Regions from separate parts of the Homo sapiens genome. Here region 1 is linked to region 2. The links are chromatin loops, found by intact Hi-C in ENCODE. Cell type or tissue: PC-3. All regions are shown on one strand. Links, peaks and the distances in the headings refer to the core of each region. The heading gives the core; the rest is flanking DNA.

Region 1 (10,056 bases), core at 3,005-5,504, 220 kb before region 2:
TTTTGCTTCTCTCAACTCTGGGTTGCAGATTGCCAGTCAACAGTACCTCTAAGACTGGCCATGTAGGTTGACTTTTATTTTTCTTGCTATTAATGAATGTTCTTACCTCTCTCCTTCAATTTCTGTAGGCAGTTCAATTAACCTCCAGAAGATGGCTGAACCTGCAGGAATACCAGAGCAAGAAACTGATGTCTGACAACGGAGTGAGAGTTCAAAGATTCTTTGTAGCAGACACTGCAAATGAAGCTCTCGAGGCTGCTAAGAGACTAAGTAAGCTGATTCATAATGGGTGAAATACACTTGCCCAAATCAGTGAATTCACAGGTAGTGGCTTCCCACTAGTTAATTTTTTTTGTTGTGGATTAAACTGACAGGGACAGATACAGGGGAGAGCTTAGAACTGCAAAAGCAAAAAAGTCCAGATTGCCTCATGTACATGTGTGTAAGTGTGCAGGAATCACATGGTGACTGCAGCGTGAAGGGAGGGGTCTGCTTTCAGAGCTTTGTCCCTGTGAGTCTTCAGTCCTGCTGACCTGGGAGGAGATGTGGAATCACAGGACAGCCTTCAGTGTGATGGCCTGGGTGTAGGAGAATAGAGCCTTTCTTCCCTGGCACACCTAGAGGTTTCCTCTAGACTGGGCCCTGCCTGACCCATGCTGCATGAGATTCACAGGCACCTCTGTGTCCTCAGTTCCGCCAGGATCACTCACTGGAGGCACTTGGCCTAAGTGTCAAAAACCTTAGAACAGGCTCAGTGGGGTGGCTCATGCCTATAATCTCAGTACTTTGAGAGGCTGAGGAGGGAGGATCACTTGAGTCCAGGAGTTTGAGACCAGCCTGGGCAACATAGCAGAACCCGTTTCTACAAAAACTAAAAAAATTAGCCTAGTATGGTGGTGTATGCCTGTAGTCCTAGCTACTCTGGAGGCTTTGGCAGGAGGATCACTTGAGCCCACGAGTTTGAGATTGCAGTGGGCTATGATCACTCTAACATACTCTAGCCTGGGCGCCAGAGTGAGACCTTCTCTCTCTTAAAAAAAAAAAAAAAATTAGAACAACAAACAACTTCCCTTTCTTTTCAGTATCCCTTAGGGAGGGTGTATCCTCAGAAATTCTTACAGTATGAGCATTAGGGTGTTTTCATCCCAGCTCTTTTTGAAATGAAGAATAGTACAACAGTGGAGCATCGTTCAATAATGTGTGCAGGGAGTGGATGGAAGCCTTCAACAATATTTGATAACACAAAAAGGAAATTGTGATCCATGTTAACTAATAAAGGAAATGATAACTGCAATTTAAAAAAGCAAAAAACATCAATTTAGGAAAACTTTATTCTTTTACCTGAGATAGCAGCACATGGGATGTTGCTTCATGGTAATTTTTCAGAGATTTTAGTCACTATTTCACCCACTTCTGTCAGCTGTGGGTTAGTGGCTGGGAGAAACATGGCTGAAGGGCTTGAGAAGCCTTTGCAGGGTGAGTCAGTTGTCGACATCCTTCTTTAAGTCCCTTAGAACATGGGGAGAGCACCCTCTGAGTGACTGGAGGAGACCAAAGACAAGGGCATGACTTTAAAGTCAAGCTAACTTTGCTTCAGTGTTTTGCCTTCCCTTTACCAGCTTTGTAATTCTGCAGAAGTACCTTCTCCGTCCTTGCCTCAGTTTCTTTAGGTCAAAGCTAATAGTACTTATTTCCCAATGCTATTGCGAGTCTTTAGGAGTGTATTAGTCTATTCTCATGCTACTAATAAAGACATACCTGAGACTGGGTGATTTATAAAGGAAAGAGATTTAGTGGACTCACAGTTCCGCATGGCTGGGGAGACCTCACAATCATAGTGGAAGACAAAGGAAGAGCAAAGGGATGTCTTACATGGTGGCAGACGAGAACTTGTGCAGGGGAACTCCCATTTATAAAACCATTAGATCTCGTGAGGCTTACTCACTACCATTAGAACAGTATGGGGAAAACTGCCCCAATGATTCAGTTATCTCCCCCTGGCCCCACCCTTGACATGTGGAGATTATTACAATTCAAGGTGAGATTTGGGTGGGGACAGCCAAACCATATCAAAGGGCGATTGTTGTGTGGTAGAACATCTAGCTCATTTTCCTCCTTACAGATCCAGATATTAGGGATCAGGTCCTGCTGTCTGCCTTTCAGTGAGCATCCCCACCTGTGGCATACAGACTTTGTAGGTGTCGGTCTGGATTGCCACTGTCTAGTAGGAGTATAATGTGAGCCACGTCAGTATTTTAAAGTTTTCTAACAGTCACATTAAAAAAATGAAAAAAAGGGTGAAATTAATGTTAATAATATATTCTGTTTACTCCAATATATCTAAAACAACATCATTTCAACATGTAATTAATATAAAAAGTTATCAACAGGATATTTTGTGTTCATTTTTTTGTCCCAATCTTCAGAAACCTGGTTGGAATGCTACACTTCCAGCACATCTCATTTCAGACTAGTCACATTTCAGGTGCTCAAGAGACTGATGTGGCTAGTGGCTACCATCTAGGACAGTGCACATTTGGACACTAGAAGGATTTGCATGTGCATCCTTCAGCCTTGGGAATGCAGTTATTTCCCACTAAAAATAAAGAGTTGTGCGTCTGCTACTCAGTCTTGTCCAGGTATCAGTAGCACAGGTTGAGAGTTTAGGATAGAAGCACTCTCCATATTTCAATATTCTAATTTTCTATGCTCTTTTAAGAGTAAGTCGCAGGTACTTTAGCTAGTAATTGTTGTTCTTTGAACTTTTTAAAGTTCTACCAGATGCTAATACACCAGACCCTTTCTATGTTATGTCAGTTGAAATGTATATGCATTCTCTTCTGGAACAAATATTTATCGAGGGTCAACCATGTACTAGGCACTGTGGACACAGCTGTGCAAGACAGGCAAGCCCTTTTTCTTCATAGAATTTATGTTCTAGAAAGAAATTAATTTGTGACTTTCAGATGTTAAATGTAGAAATTGAAGTGACTTATATTTTAATAAATGAAAATTGGTTTCATTTTTAAAAGCTATCAAGATTGGTTTTTACTGTGAAAAAATCCCAGTAAAATAAGATCTAAACCTGGATGAGAGCTCCTCAGTGAACTTTGATAATAGACTCAGTAAAGGTTAGTACTGTATTCCAGCCTTTTCATAAGAAAGGATCATTTTTGTTTTATACTCTTGTGGTTTGGGGATTGGGAAGTGAGAGCAAAGAAATGTAAAGTTCAAGTTGGTCTTTGATCTTCATTTCCCCATTATTTTCTTAAATACAGTGAAGCACTAGCATTGCAGGTATAACTAAGTTTTTTAAAGAGAATTCTGGAGGCCAGCTGATTACTCCCCTCACCCCTCTTAGGCATAACACCTAATCTCTTTGAGATATTCCTGGAGATATGCACTTAGTGAGCTAATTGACTTCTTAGTTATGGTTTTATGAACATTTATTTAGCCATTGTATTGTGGTTGGGGATTGTGTACCATGCTTTTTACTTGTATTTATTTTTTACTTCTTTTAGAGACAGGGTCTCACTCTGTCACCCAGTCTGGAGTGCAGTGGTGTAATCATAGTTCAGTGCAATCTCGAACTCCTGGGCTCGAGTGATCCTCCCACCTCAGCCTTCAGAGTAGGTAGGACTACAGGCACACACCACCACACCTGGCTAATTTTTGTGTCTTTATTTTTTGTAGAGATGGGGTCTCTCTGTGTTGCCCAGTTTGGCCTCAAGTGATCTTCCTGCCTCAGCCTCTCAAAGTGCTGAGATTACAACCGAGAGCCATTGCACCTGGCTGTATCATGCTTTTAATAGAATTTCTGCTCTGGAGGAATGAGCAATGTTGCATTGACGTGTTGGGCTGGGACAAGGGAGGGAAAAAAAGAGACAATAAAGCAATTTGAAGTAAAAGAAAATTAGTTCTTCAGGTATGCTCTCAAGAAATACAAACTGGATAAAGGGTTGAGAATGATAAAAGGATTGACAAAATCAAGCTGGATAAAGGAATGGAGAATGATGCATGGTTGTGTGTGTGTGCTTATAGGAGTGTGTGAGTGTGTGTGCATGCAGGTTTCACCAGTGCATATCTATGATGCTCCTTAAGGTGGTATGGCCAACAGAGGGCCTCCCTGTGATTCTGTCTAGAGCTAAACAGGAATTTGGAAAATTCAAGCTCCTTATTTGGTGAATGAATGAGTAATCCTTCCCGAACTCAGTGAGTAGTTTTGGTAGAAGGAAGGTCTCCTCTGATTTCTGTTGTTGAATAGTTTTGATCTAAGGGGAAATTTATAGCATTAGAAGAGGATATGGAACCAATTCTAGTTGGTTAAAAGTGAAATTAGTTGATCATAAATATAAAAATTGTGTGCACATCACTGAGATTACCTGGAGAGAGCAAAGCAAGAAGAATCTGGCAAAACTTCAGAGTATTTACATTCTTGTCACCACAAGATTGACAGAACCAAGAGCACGATTGAAGTTTTAGCAAATAGATTTGAGGTTAAGATTAAAACTGGATTATGCACACATCTTCCTGATTGTCCTGAAAAAATGGGATCTTCACCTTGTAATTATGATACCATCATGGGAGAAAATTGCCTAGAATGATTATGTGTCTAACACTGAGAAAGTTCTATATAAGATTTTATTGCTATCAGCATCATCATTGTTGTCAGTGGCAGCAAATTCCAGGAGGTTCACTACTGTTGTGATTCTAACTCACAGAGAGACCAGAGACATCGTAATAACTATCCTGTTAATCATGTGTTAGGAGAGTTCATATTTTAATTAGAAAGATTTGTAAATAATTGAAAGATATTTGCTTACCTTCCTACTTTATTCATATTTTGATGTGTTTTGAAATGACATTTTATAAAATATTTTGAAAATAAATGTGACATTAATCATATCTGTGATTTCCAGGGTGACTTCTCTGCGGATTGTCTCGCAGATCTCTTTCTTTGTGCCTGAAGCTGCATTCCTAGTTGTCTGTTGACCACTTGTTCATGAGTGTCTTTGGCACACCTGACCTAAATGGAACTTGTCATCTCTTGGTTGCTTCAAACCTTCTCTTCTTCTCGCCACCCTACTTACCCAGCTGAAATAGCTCTGCATCATTAATGTCTCTCATGTCTACTATATTCAGTTGGTCGCCAAATTCAGTCATTGTTTATGTCATTTTACAAGCAAGGAAACAGGCAAGATAAAGTTAAAAAACATGCCGAGATTGTAGAGCTAAATGACAAAGATGATGGGATTTTAATCCAGTCAGATTAGATTAAATCTCCCCTAGCATTTTCCTTTTGCTAACTTGATGATGATATTTTTGGGAGATTTTTATGTGTGGGTCAGCATTTTAAACATGGAAAATGCATATTAATAAAATTAGAAGATTGGATTAAAACTAGATGTGGCAGGTTTTAAGGTGCAATATATAGAAACTGCAATCTGCAGATATTTTCTTAATGATTCATTTGCTTTTATCTCTGAGCAAATAGAACCTTTTGCTGTGTAGTTATGGAAAGCTTGTTAATTTGAACATTTGTTTAAAATGGGTAATGCATACATTTTGTTTCTGAAACACTGTTCATAATGGTAAGATATTGAGTGAGATCCTCATTTTCTTGCATAGAAAATGGATTTATGTCTGAGAGAGCAAATTTGTTTGAATTAAGTTTTTAATGTGTGGATAATATTCATTGCTGCTGCCATTTATCGGAGCCACCTTTTATAATCACGCTTTAAAGGAGGAGTTGTTTACGTTGCATACAATTTTCTTAGGAGGCTTATAAGTACATACTTTTTTTCTCTTATGGATTAAATTAATGAATACAGTCAACAGATCATTACAGAATACCTACTGTGTGAATGACTGATCTTCATGTTACCTTTTCAGTTCTCTTTGAAAGTGAGTGAAGGATTGTGTCTCTCATATAACTGGAAATACCTGTCTTAAAAAAGTATTTGTATATAAACTTAGATGAAACATATCTAGGATCACTATCTTTCAGTTTTTAGAATCTCTACAATTTATTAATTATTCCACACATGTTGACATGAGACTCTTACCATTTGATTAAGCAAGAAAATTGCGTTTCAAAAGCTCAGTTTTATTTTTTGTTGGGAAAGAAAATTGAACTATGAATGGAGAAATTAATCTTCTCTGGCCTAATGACATGCATCCTAAAATGGAGATAAGGAGCTTTTATTGAACTTGGCTAGCTTTTGATTGCTTTCAGCTATAACATGTTTCCATTCGTCAATATGATAACTTGTTCTTTTGGTATTATGTAATCACATCCTAAAGCCTGGTGAATTACTTAACACCATTAAGGAATTGTATTTGATGTAAAAAAAGAACTGTTGTGCATTGACTACTGATTGATATGTACTATTAATCCCATAGTCAATTAAATACATTGCAAGCCTCCTTGATTGTTGTGGCTTTGTCCTATGACATGTGGTTAGGATCTTGCAAAAAGATCTTAATATCCTTTTTATTGAGATGACGGTCATTTTTGTCTTATAATGACAGACAAGGATAACATTGATTTTTGTGAAGTAAGTTTTCCTTTTACCAACATATCAGCTGCCCATTATTTTGACTTTGGAGTCAATAATATAAAGCTGCTCCTAGGGTAATGGCATATGTGGTCCATGAGAGGTTGAAGCGGTATCTGCTTTCTAGGAATAACAGTGGTGTCCTCACCAGACAGATGGTTCCTGTGGTGTGATTTGATTGTGTGCCTGCCTGCTGTTGGCCTCTTTGGTTCCTTCCCATTTTTTAAGTCTGATTGTCCTGCCTTCTTGGTGATTATGTGAGCCTCCCAATTTCTTTTTCGTAATTTAGTTCATGCTTATTTGAGCTAGAGTTAATTTCTGTTGCTTGCTGCTAAGAACCTGGTCTCATGCAGATAGAGTGCTTCTCATAGGTCCTCAGAGGCAGTAGGTGCTCACGAATAAATATTGTTATTCAGAAAATGTTCACTTGCTCATGCTCGCTTGCAAATGCTCCTTAAAGGAGCACCTGAATTTAAATTAATGGTTTTCCCTAACTGTATTTATAAAGAGGATATCCCATTCAACAAGTTGTAGCTTTTAATGACATTTTCTATTGTATGTATTTTTGCAAAGAGATCCCCCTTTTATAAAATGTTCTTTTTTCTTCTTCCTAAGTCTGCAAATATAAATGGTCTTCTCTGGTCATCTCCTTAGAATTTCTCTGTGCTAGAATATCTTTTCCCTAAGTGTCTTGTGGTATTCACTGAATACCACTCTGCAGGAGACCTGCAGAGTGAAGGGCGAGATCAAGGCGGGTTGTGGGCAGGCAGGCTTTATGGGAGTGTACATGTAGCTTCCTTTCAGTTTTCTCAGAAACAAATGAGAACAGTACTTTGAAACTCAATGCCTTAACTTCAATTTTAACAGCCTACTAAAGCAAGGATTAATTCTTCTTACACTTTTACCAATAAAAATAATAGTGGTGGTGTTTAAGCTTTGGGCCTTTACCATGTGCCTGGTATTGTGCTGAGCATTTCATAAATATTATCTCCTGGAATCTTCATCTAAACCAAAGGGAAAGACTTTCCTTTAAGGACTGGTACTGAGTGTCACCAGATCTCTTCATGCCCATGATTGTGTATCCATGGTAACTAACATAATTTTACTTTCTGTCTTTTTGGTGTGTCATTAATGCAGTTATGTATTATCTTGTTTTTATTTTTTTAATTTTTAATTTTTTAATTTTTTGAGACACTTTTGCTCTGTCGCCCCGGCTGGAGTTGGGGGGTGCGATCTTAGCTCACTGCAATCTCTGCCTCCCAGGTTCAGGCGGTTCTCATGACTTAGCCTCCTGAGTATCTGGGATTACAGGCGTGCACCACCATGCCCAGCTAATTTTTATATTTTTAATAGACACGGGGTTTCGCCATGTTGGCCAGGATGGTCTCGAACTCCTGGCCTCGAGTGATCTTCCCACTTTGACCTCCCAAATTGCTGGCCTTTGGGAGGCCAAGTTGGGAAGATTATAGGCCTGGCCGACTTGTTTTTTTAAAGCTACCTCATTGAGAATGGGCAAAGAAGTTATGTTGGCATGTGGTCTCATTTTCCAGGACTTTCCCGTGAAATATTTTACCCTGGGGGCCTTTGACTCACCCCATTGTAAAGTTTGGCAGTTTTGAAAGTTCAGAGGGTACTTTATGGGCTATAAATGCAGAAAAACAGAAAAACTTTACCTAGGGTAAATGACATAGGACCTCACTGCTGTGATCGCTCTGTCTGGGTGGATTGCCCCTTTTAAAGAAATCTTAAACATAATTAGACAAATCTTTTCTGATTATCAAAGGAACATGCTCATTATTTTGATATTGGAAAATACAGAAAATTACAAAAAAGTAAAAAATAAGTAAAAAATATCTTCTAATCTCATTACTTAGAGGAAGCCTGTGCTAATATTAACATATTTTCTTTCATTTTTGTTTTGCACACATGCATTCAGCAATATTAATTTCTGTGTACATATGTATATGACATCATTGAGAGAGAATGAGCTTGTTTATAAATTTGGTGAGGTACTAAGTACAGTTTTGTTTATAATTTTTGTTTTAAAATTCTATATTATAAAATGAACATTGTCTAAATATTAAATTTTTTTCCAAAATATTATTTTAAGGTTTTATGATAATCTCTAGATTGACTGTGTTATTTCCTCTTGTGGTTATTTTTGGATTGTTTTTCTCTGTATTGGCATATTAGGTAGTGCTAGCTTCTGAAGCACATGAGCTGCCCCATTCTCAGTAGCCTGGTGCAAGAAGAAGTTATTTCCTATTCACATACAAATCTAGCATGATGTTCTTGGTCTGCCACAGGAACCCAGGCTCCTTTTGTTTTTCACTCTGCTGTCTTCCACACATGGCTCCCAAAGATGACCTGGAAAGTATGCCCATTCCAGCCACTCAAAAGGCAAAAAAACCATGGAGGATTGCATGTAGAAATTTGCATGGACTGTGTCATTTCAGCTAAAAGTAATTGCAAGATCTCAACCAACTTCAAGGGTGGCTGGGAAATACAGTTTCAATCCATGCTTAGGAAAAAGAAGAAATGGGTTTGGTGATCATGTAGTGGTCTCTTCTGAAAGTAGTGTTTAGAATCTTGAAAATCTTTGTCTCTTTGCTTCAAGGCTTAGAAGAAACACAGGCTATACAGTCAGAACAGAGCTCCCATCCCAGCCCTACTTTGACTGATTACCCTAAACCACAATTTACTTGACTATAAAATAGGGGATAATAATACATACTTCAAGGAATGATTGAGATGGCAACAAAGATAAACGAAACACATTTCACACAAATGAGGCACTCACCAAGTTCTCTTTCTTTTTTTCTTCTTTTTTTGGATTGAACTGAGCCAGTGTTTTGAGCCGTCATGAAAGAAATACAAAACAACTATTAAAACATCAACAGCAGATAAAAATAAAAATTTTCAATACTTTTGCAATAACACCCAAGTGTGAAGCTATGTTTTTTTATACAACTTGTCAGATAACTTGATAATGAATATATAATGACTTGTGTACTGTTGGTTGATATTTTCTAAGTAGATGAAGATGTAAGTCAAAAGTTGCATAATTTTTAAAGAAAATGAGCGTCATACTTTCTTTACATTGCAACAGAATAAATATTACATATGGAATTATGCTTTTAAGATGCTACACTATTCCCCAAGGTGGTTGTAACAGGCATTGGCAATGTTTAACAGATGTTCATAAATAGTACTAAGGCTGTACTTGAGTTTTCTAGGTTACGGACAAAAAAGTCAGGAAATGAATTGAGAAGGTTTAAAAGAGTTGTGTTACTTGATCTACCTTAGGATGAAAATTGGGTAAGTAAACAAGCTATCTCAGCTGTGTAATTTTTTTTCTTTCATTCAACATCGAACAAGCTAAGAGATTTGGGAGTCTATTTCTCTCAAATTAAATGTGAGCCAAGTATTAGAGTTTTTTTTTTTTTTTGTCTTCAGGCTTTTATTTGAGCAAATATACCAGTCACTTCAGCATGGGGCA
Region 2 (10,056 bases), core at 2,482-4,981:
GGACACATTATTAGGAGTCTGCATTTCCTTAGTCTAAAAAGCATTGGCTTGATTTGCATTTAGTTCCCTTTATGGATAATACCTTCTTCAAATTTCTGCATTGTTTCACCTATGATCAGTGCCAAGAATACAGTTATAACAGAATGCTTCATCTTCCCTTTATTAGGCATGGTCAATACAATGTTGGGATAGGTCTTGTCTTGCTATGGGTCTGCTCCATTCACAGAAATCACACATATGAATATTAGTGAGTATCCCTGGTAGTTTCATGTTGAGTGTGAGACCCTGTATCTATCCGAGGACGTTTATCACACAAGATGCCAATTCCCACAAGAGGAAGAAAAGGACACCAGCTAGGACTCCAGAAATGTCCAAAGCTCTCTTGCTTTTTCTCTCTTGATAAAGATCCCAGATTCTTACGGTAAGAGAGGAGCTATAATAGTGGAAAGAGGGTAGTGGCTAAGAAGGGTCACTATGTATATTTTTCTTTGCATAAATTTGGAAGGCAGTGCCCTCTTTGATCTCATCCTGAGCTATCACATTCAATTCCTTCATGATACAGTGGACATTGTGAAGTTATCAATATTTCTGAAGATTCAGCAAACCAGTCTGGTGGCTGTCTGGGATCCCCTGATGGCTACTTTTACTAAGATAGAAGCAGGTCCTATTAGCAGATAACACTTGTTACCATTTTATAGATATTGTCTTATGTTGTTAGTTTTTTCCATTTTATTTTCCCAGCCATCTAGTAGCTGACATTTTTTTTTACATCTCTCTTGATCCTCCTTAATGCCTAAAGTTCATTGACCTGCATGCACATGGTATTTACTAATATACTAATTAACTAATTAAAAAACCACAGGCATAAACCTTGGAAGTACATTTAGTTAAAAGATTCAAATCTGATCATCTAACAAATTTAGAAATGTCAAATCTTCTTCTTAGTATCTCAGATAGACCTCTGATGCAATCAGCAGAGAATATTAAGGAAAATAATCTTGAATGTGGTATTTTGCATATTTCAGCATGAATATCATCTGCGTATTATAAAAATCACTTAATTCTTCTGGAATACTAAGCAGAGTATGAAAATAAAAGATGCACTCCTTTAAATCTTTTGGGAAAAATTTAAGGCAGGGTAACTAGCTTTTCTCGAAATGTATGAATAACTAATAAATTGTGGGCCTCTGTGACAACTCAGGCACAGAAAGGATCCCCAGAAAGAATGGGTCAATCGTAGTGTGCATTCATTTCTAGTTATTTCCAGTGACAAACAATAATATAATTGGCTGATAGAGACCTTTCCCCCTTTAAGAACAGGAGAAGAGTTGACTCTTAAAATCTGAGGGTCTCTGATCACTTTGACCCTGAAAACAGTCTGACATCAACATTTTAATCAGAAATACACCAATACTGATGCACTCATTGACTCCTTGATCAATTTTTTTTCATTGTAGCTTTGTCACTTATTTTCCTTTTATTACTTTTATTGGGATCAATTATGCTGCATTTACACTTCTAAGAAGATTTAATTCATCAGTATGTTTTAATGTTCATATTAGGCTTTGCTGACTGGCGTGTCTGCCATTTTCATTTTTCCTTTGTGATTATTATTTCTATTAAGTCCATATTGTGCAGATCTAAACATGTGAGGCAGACAGTCTCAGGGAAGGAAAGAGAAAGGAGAGTGGCAGAGAGTGGAAGAAGAAAGAGATACAAAGAGAGAGGCAAGCACAGAGAACAACACAGGCTACAACTGTTTGGGAGTCTTCATGTCAAAGGATGGGGGTACACCAGCAGAGTCAAAATATCCTTGGACTTTTTCTTGAGAAGGTCTCCAGGGAATTATGGCTGCAACACAGAGCTTGGGAAAACTGAGCTGTTCCAAGAATGATACTGTAAATGATATGGCTTGCCTCTGTGTCCCCACCCAAATCTCATCTTGAATTGTAATAATCCCCACGTGTTGTGGGCAGCACCCTGTGGAAGATAATTGAATCATGGTGGTGGGTTTTTCCCATGCTGTTCTCCTGATAGTGAATAAGCCTCACAAGATCTGGTAGTTTTACAAAGGGGAATTCCCCTACACATGCCCTTTCTTGCCTGCCACCATGTAAGACGTCCCTTGCTCTTCCACCACGATTGTGAGGCCTCCTCAGCCATGTGGAACTTTGAGTCAATTAAACCCCTTTCCTTTATCAATTACCCAGTGTTGGATATGTCTTTATTAGCGGCGTGAGAACAGACTAATACAGTAGATGTTGACTCAGTGGGGCTGCTTGAGTATAGTAATCTGAGTTTGTTGATGAAGTGTACAAGACTTTTGGATAGTTATCATATTAAAGTGTCTGTTATTCAGGTGGATAATGAGGTCGGAGATCGAGACCATCCTGGCTAACACGGTGAAACCCCGTCTCTACTAAAAATACAAAAAAAAAAAAAAATTAGCCGGGCGTGGTGGCGGGCGCCTGTAGTCCCAACTACTTGGGAGGCTGAGGCAGGAGAATGGCGTGAACCTGGGAGGCGGAGCTTGCAGTGAGCCGAGATCGCGCCACTGCACTCCAGTCTGGGTGACAGAGCGAGACTCCGTCTCAAATAAATAAATAAATAAAGTGTCTGTTACTGCTGTTACTATGGTGATTCTCAGAGTATGGTCCACAGAACTGACTTTCTCACTCCTTTGTGTTTTTTCTTGGTCCCTCTGAGACCTTCTAGCCTCTCAGGAAGGCCATCCTGATCCCACGGTGTTCCTTAAAAGTCCAGATCCCATAGGTAGCCAACCTAATTAGCTTACCTAATAGCCACTGCTCCCATTGTTCACAGCCCATCCAGCCAAGCCTTGGGGTTAGGGTCTTTGAAGAGGCCCAACAGATCCTTTTCCACCTGGGTTCTGATCCCAGTAAGAAATAAAATAGACTGAGGAAACAAAAGTATTACCTTCATCACCAAAGAAAAAAGAAGTAGTTGGAGGATGCACCTTATTGTGTGACCACCAGTGAGCTTCCTTACTCTAAGCCCCAGAATTAGGCAGCTTTGTAAACCCAGTCACAGGCTCCACTAGACTTCAGTGTACCTTCCATCCCAGGGTGGAACCCAAGGAGCAGAGGATGACCTGGACTCACTCTGAGTGGCATATCCCTAAAAGGAAGGCCAGAGGAAGGGGCGGGACTACCCATGCCAACTTTCTCCATTCAAATATTCAGTCAGCTCCCTACACCATCACCACTCCCGGATGGAGCCAGTGATAGGCAAAGAGAACAGGAGGGGTTACACTAATGACTGTCCCTCTGCATGGAAGGAAACATCCCCCAGTGCACATCACAGGTCTTATCTGCCCCAGGAGTGGGCTGCCTTTGGTCGGGTAGCTGCCCCACTCTAGGCAGTGGTCATCCCTTCAGGAACAAGAGCCTGAAGTTGCTTCCCTGAGCAGCAGCTGTGGGTGTGGCCATTTTTATAAGGAGAGGTTTTAAAACTGGGCAGGTACCAGGACTCGCATATCCTAAGTGCTGCCTTATAGTGTCAGAACACCACTGCGTGCTCTCGGGTATCTTCTGAGTGACTAGTCAGTTCATTTCTTCCTGACTCAATTTCCACTTGAAAGTCATATTTGATGAGCCATCAAAAAGAGCGAGCGAGCACATTGCTATCAGGACGAGACTTACAGGTGATTCAGTCTGTAGTGTCTTATAGACGCTAAGTGTGTCCCGCTGAGACTCTTCCAGAGAGCGCCACCTTGAGGCTGTCCTGAGGCAGAACTACCTATGGGGAAAGACTTCATGAGAAATGTTTCAGATGAGGGAAGACAGCTTTCATCTCATGCCACCTTCTCTTTATTGGCAGTGGCTGCCTGAGCAGTGCTGTGCCAAGAAAGATTCTGAGGCTATATCCCAGCTCAGTGGAAAAAGAGTTCTATGATCTTTCCAGCCACACATGTGGGAAGGGGTGGAGGGAGTGGAAATTCGAGCCAATATTTGCCATTGTCAATTCAAAGAGACCATAGGTGGGTTTTTTTCTCCTAGATATATAGCTGCTTACCACTATATCAAGTCAGAAGTAGGGACTGCAAGCTGGGAAACACCAGATGAAGATGATTCTTGTCTTCACCTGACCCTTTAGCCACAAGGCCAGAAATTTGGATTGTATAGAGCAAAGGTCTACAAACTTTTTCTGTAAAGGGCAGGATTTTAGGCTTTGTGTCTGTATATTCCCTGTTGTGATTACTCAGCTCTGCCATTGTAGTGTTGAAGCAGCAGTAGACAATAGGTAGAGGAATGGACATGGCTGTGTCACAGTAATCTTTTTTTAACAAAAACAGATAGTGGAACAGATTTGGTCCGTGAGCTATAGCTTGCAGATCCCTAGTGTAGAAAAGAGGCCAGCAGCAAGACCTAGAATTCTGGAAAATCCTCACGTTATCTCTATCTAAATCTCCCTTCCCCTAAGCTCTGAAATGTCTCGTGAGAGTCAAGTAAGAATTTGGCAGGCAATATTAAGCTCTGAGAATCTGACTTCTTCCCAAGGAAAATATTAGCAATGAGGTCCACTCAGTCATTTCCCCACGTAAGGACAGAATCACACTGAGTGACACAGTGATGAATGTGATTCTGTCCTAGGCAGTAATGGTGGACCAAAGTCAGCATTTTCGACAAAAGTCTCACACTGTTAAAATTACCTTTGAAAATTTCTTAAATCATCCGTAAATTAGAGTATGCATGGCTTGAAAGCTAGGAGGAAGATTCAAGGAAAGCATGAAAGGTAAATTCACATGCAGATGTTTGGGTGTATAAAACATCCCTTCTTTAAAAGAATTGTCTTATCCCTAGCAGATGATGGCAGGTGAGCACAGAAGTGTAAGGTGTTCTTGCTTGCCAGAGGGTTCATTCCATTCTTGTTTAATATTAAGGCTCCTTTAACTTTGGTTTAGTATCTATGTTGCTTTTTTTCAAGGGTTAACGTAATTGAAAGCATAAGCACGTAGCATCAGCTCTCAGTGAATATGTTAGACTTGATCCTAAACCTTGCTTGCATGATCATAGCACATACACACCATTCTTTGAAACCGTGTAGAGAAGAACTTAGCCATTGGCTTCCTGCCACTGGAGCTGGGGGCTCCTGCTGTGATGGTCCGAATAACTATCACATTCACACCTCGAGTGTTGATTTCTTCTTACTGTGCGAGAAGAAATCATCGAGGAGATTAGGTGTGGATACAATACAGCCACACAGAATATCTTATGTCATCTTTAATCTTCATAAAATGTTAGGGGTACAAAGCATTTAGATATGATTCACATTCAAGGAGAAATCTAAAGCCTCAAAGCTGCAGTAACTTCCCCAGGTTGTTCAGCTACTTGGGAACAGAACCGGGTTTAAAATCTCAGCTTCTTCCTCTGCAAAATGGAATAAAAATAGGGCAACTCTATAAGGTTGCTGTAAGGAGCAGATGAGTTTTTAAATAATTTGCAATAGTCCTTGGCTCAGTAAATGTTAGCTATCCTTATTATTATCTAAACCCTTGTCAGTATCTCGACTGAGGCCACATGGATGGCCAATGCTGTTGGCTGCCAAGCACGGTGCTAGGTATTAGGCACATATCATCTCAAAGAAATAAGAGCTGCTGACATAGCAGAAGTTTTGCCTCTGATTCTCAATGAATTATTCTGTTTCTGACATAAAGTAACAAGGCAAAAGAGACATGAAAAGTTATCTAAATTTACAGGTCACCAAGAAAATGGACCTCCTCTATCTAATTGCCACTTGAAAGGAGACTAAGGAAGGAGGTGCAAGGGTACAGGAGCAGTGGACATTTGAGGAGGAATTTGCTGCTTTAGAGAATTTGGCTTGTTTCCACTGAATTCCCCTCTCCCAGTGGGGAGAAAAAAACTCAGTTACTTCCAGCAGAGGGGCTGAAATACTTTAGGCTTTCGAGGCCATGCTGTCTGTGCCACAGCGACTGACTCCTCCCATTGCAAAGCGCAAACAGCCACTGATGAAGCAAATCAGTTTGGCTATGTTCCACGAAAAAGTTATTTATGGATGCTGGAATTTGAATTTCATGTAACTTTCATGTATCATAAAATGTTCCTGTGATTTTTTCCTCCCAGCTATTTGAAAATGTAAACCCTATTCTTAACTTGCAGGTGATACAAAAAGAGGCAGCTGGCTCAATTTTGCCCAAAAACTAGAACTTGCCAGCCCTGACTCAGAGCACTAGACCAAGAATCAGACCTGTCAGGGTTAACTGGTTGTTTGATCCAAGCAAATTGTCTGACATCTCTGGGCCTCATTTTCCTCTAGTGAATTCCTTCTAGCACTTAAAGGCCAGCTGCGTGGTTATGTGGCTTTACCCTCAGGTGAACCTGGGTTCAAGTCCTGGCTCAGCCTCTGACTTGCTGGGGATGTCGGGCCAGTTCCGAAGCCTCCCAGTGTTTTTGTTGCCTCTCCTGTAAAATGGGGATTAAAATGATGTTGACTGCAGGGTTGCTCTGAGGATTAAGTTTCATGATACTTGTAAATCCCTTAACTCATGTATCCAACAAACATTTGTTGCACCTAATATGTACTCAATAAGTGCTAACTACTGTATTCTTTTTTAAAAAACTGAATTCCTATTAAAATAATAACTTTTAAATTACAGTTTCTACATATTTCCAGACTGGAAAATGATTTTCTTCACAGCCTTATGATAAAAGGCAGGAGGCGTCTGCACCTTGCGAACAAAATCCTGTACCATGTGCCCACTACCTTTATTTTCTCTTGTGTGTAATAAAAGCGAAGAAGAAATTTTGATAAATTAACCTTGCATCTTTGTTTACAGCTCTCTTACTCCACCCAGTGGCAGAAAGTCACTGGTAACATGCCAAGGAGGTCACGAATTTTTAACATTTTAATAATTGTTATTATTTATAATATCCCCTAGTAGTAGAGCAAGATTTCATTTTAAACTCATTCCCCTTTGATTTTCCATTTTTAAGGCCTGCAGTGGGTAGATAACCATTTAGCTGAGTGGCTCTCAACAAGCAGATATTAAGAAGTGCCTGAGGTTCCACCAGCATGAGTTGATCAGTTATCTGTACAGGTGGTTATTAAAAGTGTTGTCCTGAAGGCTCATTAAAAAGCAATGTAGCATTTAATAAATATTAGAACATGTCAGTAGCACCATTTAAATGTGGGAAGGAGATCAATTTCCTTTGTAATTCTGTGCACAGGCATAAACACTCTTTAGAACACTTAATTCCATGTCAGAGTTTAAAGCAGCTATGATAATTTCTATTTAGAAGTAAAGGCAGGGAGAGGGTTGGGGAATAGATGTCAGACACTTGGTGAATTAAGAAGAAAATAACCTTAAATACTCAAATAATATCATTTTGCAAAAAAGGAATGCAGAAACTCACAGTCATTTCCAAGGCTTCCTCTAATTCTTTTCTTCCTTTTCTTTTTCAATAACCTGTTTCCACTCTCTGCTGTTTTACTTTTATTTTATTTTATTTTATTTTATTTATTTATTTATTTATTTTGAAAATAGAAGTGGGTCTCACTCTGTTGCCCAGGCTGGAGTGCAGTGGTGCAATCACAGCTCACTGCAGCCTTGACCTTCTGTGCTCAAGCGGTCCTCTGACCTCAGCCTCCTGAGTAGCTGGGACTACAGGCCACCATGCCCAGCTGGTTTCCTTTTAATCCCTCTTCTCTGCGTGTCCCCACCTCCCCTTCCAGTTGTTCCCTCAACAGGAAGGAGGAAGCAAGTGGTAGTTAACGACAAGGGCAGGGTCAGTGGGCAGTAGAGCTATGCCTTCAAGGAGAAACCAGGTTGAATGCTGCAAAGAGATGGTGCCAGCATCAGGGTAGGGGCTGGTGTGGAAGGCACTTGGCAAACTCATTTTTTTCCTTTACTTTCTCTTATTCTCTACCTGTCTTTTTTCTTATGTCTGTTCCTTTTTGAGCTATTCCCCATGACTCTGTCTCTTGTCTCTCTCTTCATTTGTCTCTCTCTCTATCTCCCTCTCTCTCTCTCTACCCCCCTTTCCCCTTCTGTAACAAGTTTCTACCTGGTCATGATGGCTCTGCATATGACCCATTTCTCATAACAGATGAGCTTCATATTTGAATATGAGAATCCCTTCAAAAACTGCTTAGTTCTGAGCATGCCTAGTATATGCTTAATAATTAAGGTGGTAATTAAAGTGTAACTGCAAGTATAATTAAAATTCACTTTTGTGGATCCTAGAATTATGAAGCAATTAGGCATTTTCACATGGCACTGAAGGAGCAGCTGGGAGGAGAGAAGGGTTGTGGTTTTCTGGGAAACTGCTCCGTCCCCTTTCTTCCCTGGCCCTGTCCACCAGTGTTAGCCTGGAGCAAGGCCTCACTTGACTGGGGCACTTGAAGCTGCTACAGGTTGGGAGAAGTGGTAACAGCTTGGAGTCCTCACTCAGGGCAGTGAGCACAGCCAGCTCTTCCTGGGCCCTTCCCAGCAAAAGGAGCCACTCCCAAAACCCCTAGGTAACTGTGAGAGGACTCCAAAAAAAAAAAAAAAATCCCTCCTGATTGCACCTTGAGCAGTTTGCGGTATCTATTTCAACCCTATAGGAAAGGGTTGTTAGGACAGCAAGGAGATCTATCAAAAAGTACCCGCCCACTCCTCTTCTCGTCAAGCACACTTTGTATGTGGGAATCCATCTGGAGTTACCCCGTCGGTCAGCACGTACTGCTAGCTAACGGATATTGGGAGGTATCCAGTAAGCAAGTCTGACAAAGGAAAGTGGATGTTTAGAGGGGACGAGGGAAGCATCAGTAAGTCATCCCAATAAGACTTCATCCATGGTAAGATTTTAGAAATACAAGGTGCTCCAGAAGTTCATTGTACCAGCCCCTGCTTTAGTTGGGGCATGGGGAGGTGGTGATTAGAAAGATATCCCCAAAGAAATACCATTTAACAGATGCCTTGTGAATGAATGGGTGTCAGCCCAGTGGAGAGAGGTGTCAGCCCAACAGAGCTCTGGGTGGAAAGCCCAGCAAGGGCAGTGGCCCAGCACATCTTTGTGCTCATGAATTTCTAAATCATTTCTTTTCCCTTGGGAATACTGGTGCTAAGTTGGGTGCAAAAGAGGATATTAATTAAGGAACTAAATTATTTAGATTACTTGGTTGCAAGGAAGCACAACTCATTAAAGTTATCTCAAAAAATTAAGAAGATCAAGAGCTCATTTCATCCATACACATGCAAAGGAACTCAGGTAAAACTGAATAAGAAGTTATCTGAATAAGTGGGAACCGTGATAAAAAACTAGTCTCCAGAAAGAGCAGGATCTGAAATGGAGGAAGACATCAGGAGCGCCACTCCTGCACCTATCTGGAGGTCTTAGAGCTGCATTGAGATTGGAAGGTGCTCAAAAGAAGAAAGGAAGAGGAAGAAGGGCCTAGTCTACGTCTCTGCAGGAGGAGATAGAAATTTACACATGGGGTACGGTGGCTCATGCTTCTAATCCCAGACTTTGGGAGGCCGAGGCAAGTGGATCACTTGAGGTCAGGAGGTTAAGATCAGCCTGGCCAACATGGTGAGACCCTATCTCTACTAAAAATACAAAAATTGGTTGGGAGAGGTGGCCACTGCCTCTCATCCCAGCTACTCAGGAGGCTGAGGCAGGAGAATTGCTTGAACCAGGGAGGTGAAGGTTGCAGTGAGCTGAGATCACGCCACTGCACTCCAGCCTGGGTGACAGAGCAAGACTCTGTCTAAAACAAAATTTACACGTGTAACTGTCATTTACCTTCTGGTCCAAAGACTGGTTTGCTCCTGTGTCCATCAGGGCTTTTGTTTCACACTCTGTCATTACTCCATGAAAGCCATGCTTTGATTAGTTTCTAAATTCCTTAGCCTGCTATCTAACACCTGCCACAGTCAAATGAATCAAAGTGCACGCAGGTTGTGTTAATGAAATAATACATTTTTACATCTGTGTTACTTACCTATCAGCACTTAACAAATTACCCCAAAATGTAGCAGCTTAACAAAAAGAACAGTTATTATCTCACAGTTTCTGTGGTCAGGAATCTGGG

Evidence for each region. Hi-C counts contacts between places; a loop is a spot of excess contacts. Peaks named below come from ENCODE experiments on the same cell type or tissue, not always from the same donor. Only the 100,000 strongest peaks of a DNase experiment are listed, where the experiment ranks them.
Region 1: it touches region 2 in a loop (4-fold over the local background); 11 of 110 quality-filtered maps call a loop at or near these places.

Annotation. Positions count from the first base shown.
Region 1 is chr3:67,599,669-67,609,724 of GRCh38, reverse strand. SUCLG2 (succinate-CoA ligase GDP-forming subunit beta) reads left to right here. Exons shown (of 11, transcript NM_003848.4): 2 at 129-270. Among named protein-coding and RNA genes, the nearest start is that of SUCLG2, 50 kb to the left of the region's middle. In PC-3, for the core only: a CTCF peak has its summit at 4,100 (motif pointing right); a DNase peak (open chromatin) is centred at 4,134; H3K27ac peaks cover 829 bases.
Region 2 is chr3:67,378,644-67,388,699 of GRCh38, reverse strand. The region is part of intron 10 of SUCLG2 (succinate-CoA ligase GDP-forming subunit beta); the gene reads left to right. Among named protein-coding and RNA genes, the nearest start is that of MIR4272, 160 kb to the right of the region's middle. In PC-3, for the core only: a CTCF peak has its summit at 3,732 (motif pointing left); a DNase peak (open chromatin) is centred at 3,709.